2 separate regions of the Homo sapiens genome follow, and region 1 is linked to region 2. A link is an interaction called in ENCODE POLR2A ChIA-PET data of the cell type or tissue named here. Cell type or tissue: CD4-positive, alpha-beta T cell. All regions are shown on one strand.

Region 1 (2,500 bases), 260 kb after region 2:
TGTCCCTAATTCTTCATCTATAAAAATGGAAATGAAAACTAGGTCATTTGCCACAGGTGATAAATACATTAATAAATATTTATATTATTAATGGAAAACAATAGGCTATCATTACTTCATCTCCATGATGCTATAATTAGATAGCTGGAATAAAATTCTAAACACCTACATGAATTAAACATGAGTCTTTGCATTACATGCAATCTCAACCTTACAAGTTGCAAAAAATAACTCTATTAAATAAAGTTAATCCTCAGCCAATTCAGTTAGCCATAACATTCTATTTCATGGACATGCCAATTAATTGATGCACACTATATTACTGTTTGTCTTCAACATCTGAATTCAAGCTAAATTTCAAAAAGACTATTCACATCTACTTTCACTTTTTATCTTCTTTTAACAAGTTATTTATTTAAGCAAGCAGGTCTTCAAAATTTATTCTCCCAAATACTACTCAGTTAAATAATAGCTTCCTGGAACAGAACAGAGGATTGATAAGGCATATTCTGTATTAGCATTCTTTTGAGAACATGTGAAAACTTCACCATTTGTACTAAAACCAAAAAAAAAAAAAAACCAAAAAAAAAACTCTTCAAGTTGTAATACAGATTTATCTAACTTTCAAAGGGGATATGATTCTTACCTCTGATATCGTTTGGCTCTGTGTCCTCACCTAAATCTCATGTTGAACTGTAATCTGCAAGTGTTGGGGGGGGAACCTGATGGTGGGGTGACTGAATCATGGGGGCAGACTTCCCCCTTGCTGTTCTCCTGATAAGAGTTCTCACCAGATCTGGTTGTTTGAAAGTATGTAGCAGTTTCAAACTTTCCCTCTTCATTTTCTCTCTCCTGCTCCACCATGGTAAAGATGTGTTTATTTCCTCGTCGCCTTCTGACATGATTGTAAGTTTCCTGAGGCCTCCCAGCCATGCTTCCTGTACAGCCTGCAGAACTGTGGGTCAACTAAATCTCTTTTCTTCCTACTAAATTACTCATTCTCATTTATAGCAGTGTGAGAATGGACTAATACAGCCTCCAGTAAAGGCAGAAAGATGTATTTAAAAAAAAAAAAAATTCCAGGGACTTCGTAGTCAGACATAGTTCATCTTAAATTCCAGCTCTATCATTTATTAATAGGTGTCTCTTTATCTCTTCGTCTGCCCATTACTTTTCTTTTTTTTTTTTTTTTTTTTTTGAGACGGAGTCTTGCTCTGTTGCCCAGGCTGGAGTGCAGTGGCACCATCTCGGCTCACTACAAGCTCCGCCTCCCAGGTTGACGCCATTCTCCTGCCTCAGCCTTCCGAGTAGCTGGGACTACAGGCGCCCGCCACCATGCCCGACTAATTTTTTTTTGTATTTTTTAGTAGAGACAGGGTTTCACCATGTTAGCCAGGATGGTCTCGATCTCCTGACCTTGTGATCCGCCCACCTCGGCCTCCCCAAGTGCTGGGATTACAGGCTTGAGCCACCGCGCCCGACGTACTTTTCTTTAGGCAACTCTTTCCTGCTACATGTGATCTTGGTAAGACCTTGAACCACAGTATCCCAACATCCCTGGACCACAAGAGTGGGTGGGTGTGCTAGCGAGTTAAGGCCAACTGTATGAACAACTCGCACAGTCCTCAAATATTCTCAATTTCAATGGCTTTCATTCAGACTCTCCTTCAGTATGCCTAAAACCACATCTTGGTGTCAAAAACTACAAAGAGTCTAAGATCTTACTGTACTTGTAAAGTGACAAGTTAGTTCACCACAGTTTCATAGATGCTGGTAGAAGATGACACAAGACTCCTGCATTGGACACAGAGGACTTTAATACTCGTGGCAATAGCAAAAGCCAGACTGTTAGCATTTGCCTAAGTTCCCCATTCTGACAGGGTGACCTGGGGCAAGATGACATTTATACACACAGTGGACTGAATTACAGGAGAAATTTGAATGATAGTGCCTCTGTTTTCCAAGGCTGTTTGCTTGCTATATAAACAACATAAACAACCTTGAAAAGAACAAAGGCAGTCAGGGCTGCCACTCACAAGATGTGTATAAATGTGAGAACCATGGAGAACTGTCTTCCAACACCTGGAAGCTGCCATCACCCAACATATCCCAATGAAATATTAAACCACAATGATCTACTCTTTCTTCATAACCTTGCAGTTAATTCACACTCTTACTATACTTATTCTTGAACCTTACTGAGCCCTCTAGGCCCATGCTCCAATATCTCCTGTAACTCTATGTTCCAGCCCTTCCCTAGTTCCACTACATCTATTATCCCACCTCAATCTCATGATCCATTATTTTAAACACTTTTGAAAATAACGCACTTGGCCTCCTTATTTGTATACCCAATCTGCCTAGCAATATCTCTGATAGGGTTCAACCCACATCTAGTTTCTTTGCTCTACTACCCAGGTGACCTAGTTATTCACCTACATGCTTCTCTTCTTTCTTCCCCACCAAAACAGAAGAAGACATAGTATCATTTTTCCTGCCT
Region 2 (2,500 bases):
TGTAACCACACTGCCTGATAGAGGAAGAGACACCTATTACTTCTGGGTGGTTCTGGAGGTTCAGGCTACCCATATAGTCTCCACTGACTTTATTAGCAGGAGAAGGATCCGCCTTACCTTTTAGCCTTCTCTCTCACATCACCCTGGTGGGGAGGTTGGGTGCCTCATTACAGGCTGGCAATGGCAGCAGCCTAGGTTTCCCATTAGTCTTTGCTCTTATGCTGGGTGGTGGGATGGGGGTAACACTACTTTCTGTCTTGTTTGCCTGTATTAGAGTGGTTATTGTCTAAAAGCTTTATCTTCTAGACAAAAGATAAATGCCTATGCTGTCTCTTTTTTGACCCTTTAGCTAGAGAGAGCAGGCTTTTGTTTTTGTTTTGCCTGTATGTGTGTGTCTGTGCCTGTTAGTGTTTCTGGGTTGCTAGTTTCTGCAGCACCAAGTCTGAGATACATAAGAAACACAAAGAAAACTCGTAGAACTGACCACTGTGGGTATTCTTGAGTCCTGCAGTACCTAGCTGGTCAGGCTTCTCTCTTAACTTTCAAATTCTTCTTGTGTTTGTTGTATATATAATGGTTACTATAAGATATGAGTAAACAAATAACTTGTTTACTCTTTTATCTTTTTTATAATTCTTAGTGAGAGGAATGTGGAAAAGTTCTCCATTTTTTCTGAAATGGAAGTTTTATATTAATATCTCATATGGTTGGGATCTGTGCTCCCACCCAAATCTCATGTTGAAATATAATCACCAGTATTGGAGGTGGGGTCTGGTGGGAGGTGATTTGATCATGGGGGCAATGTCTCATGAATGGTTTAGCAAATCCCCTTCGTGCTCTTCTTGAGACAGTGAGTTCTCATGAGATCTGCTTGTTTAAAAGCGTGTAGCAGCTCCTCCCTCTCTCTCTCGTTTCTGCCCCTGCCATGTAAGACACCTGTTCTCCCTTTGCCTTCTGCCGTGATTGAAAGTTTCCTGAGACTTCCCCAGAGGCAGAAGCATTCACACTTCCTGTACAACCCGCAGAGCTGTGAGCCACTTAAACCTCTTTTCTTTATCAGTTACCCAGTCTCAGTTATTTATAGCAATGTGAGAATGAACTAATACATTTTGAAAAAAGATTTTTTTAAAGCTTATTTATTTATGTATTTTTTAAACTTTCAGGTTCAGGGGAACATGTGAACCTAAAAGTTTAGAAAAATAAATAAGCTTTAAAAAAGCTTACATAGGTAAACTCATGTCACAGGGACTTGTTGTACAGATTATTTCATCACCCACATATTAAGTCCAGTACCCAATAGTTATCATTTCTACTCCTCTCCCTCCTCCCACCCTCCAACCTCAAGTAGACCCCAGTGTCTTTTGTTTCCTTCTTTGTGCTCATAAGTTCTCATAATTTAGCTCTCACTTGTAAGTGAAAACATATGGTATTTGGTTTTCTATTCTTGGTTTAGTTTGCTAAGGATAACAGCCTCCAGCTCCATCCATGTTCCTGCAAAAGACATGATCTCATTCTTTTTATGGCTGCATAGTATTCCATGGTGTATATGTACCACATTTTATGGCTGCATAGTATCCCATGATGTATATGTACCATATTTTCTTTATCAAATTGCTAATTGATGGGCATTCAGGTTGATTCCATGTCTTTGCTATTGTGAATAGTGCTGCATTGAACATCTGTGTGCATGTGTCTTTACGGTAGAATGATTTACACTCCTCTGAGTATATACTCAGTAATGGTATTGCTAGGTTAAATAGTAGTTCTGCTTTTAGCTCTTTGAGGAATCACCATACTGTCTTCCATAATGGTTGAACTAATTTTCACTCCCACCAACAGTGTATAGGTGTTCCCTTTTCTCCATAACCTTGGCATCATCTGTTATTTTTTGACCTTTTAGTAATAGTCATTCTGACTGGATAGAGATGGTATCTCATTGTGGTTTTGATTTGCATTACTCTAATAATCAGTGATATGGAGCTTTTTTTCATGTGCTTATTGGCTGCATGGATGTCTTCTTTTGAAAAGTGTCTGTTTATGTCATTTGCCCACTTTTTAATGGGGTTGTTTGTTTTTCTCTTGTATATTTATTGAAGTTCCTTATGGATCCTGGATATTAGACCTTTGTCACATGCAGAGTTTTCAAAAATTTTCTCCCATTCTGTAGGTTGTCTTTTTACTCTGTCGATAGTTTCTTTATGCTGTGCAGAAGCTCTTAAGTTTAAATCTCAGTTGTCAATTTTTGCTTTTGTTTCAATTGCTTTTGGTGTCTTTGTAATGAAATCTTGGCCCATTCCTACATCCAGGTTGCTATTGCCTGTGTTGTCCTCCAGGTTTTTTATAGTTTTGGGTTTTATGTTTAAATATTTACTCCATCTTTAGTTGATTTTTGTGTATGGTGTAAAGAAGGGGTCCAGTTTCAATCTTCTGCATATGGCTAGCCAGTTATTCCAGCACCACTTATTGAATAGGGAGTCCTTTCCTTATTGCTTGTTTTTAT

The links. ChIA-PET counts read pairs that join two places held together with the same protein. Peaks named below come from ENCODE experiments on the same cell type or tissue, not always from the same donor. Only the 100,000 strongest peaks of a DNase experiment are listed, where the experiment ranks them.
Region 1: POLR2A ChIA-PET joins it to region 2 with 6 read pairs; 3 of 35 experiments call an interaction of 5 or more read pairs at or near these places.

What each region holds. Positions count from the first base shown.
Region 1 is chr10:21,630,012-21,632,511 of GRCh38, reverse strand. All of the region lies in intron 8 of MLLT10 (MLLT10 histone lysine methyltransferase DOT1L cofactor), which reads right to left. Among named protein-coding and RNA genes, the nearest start is that of MLLT10, 97 kb to the right of the region's middle. In CD4-positive, alpha-beta T cell, no CTCF peak of the experiment used is centred here; no DNase peak of the experiment used is centred here.
Region 2 is chr10:21,887,617-21,890,116 of GRCh38, reverse strand. All of the region lies in intron 7 of DNAJC1 (DnaJ heat shock protein family (Hsp40) member C1), which reads left to right. Among named protein-coding and RNA genes, the nearest start is that of DNAJC1, 110 kb to the left of the region's middle. RefSeq lists silencers at 1,013-1,072, 1,031-1,231. In CD4-positive, alpha-beta T cell, no CTCF peak of the experiment used is centred here; a DNase peak (open chromatin) is centred at 956.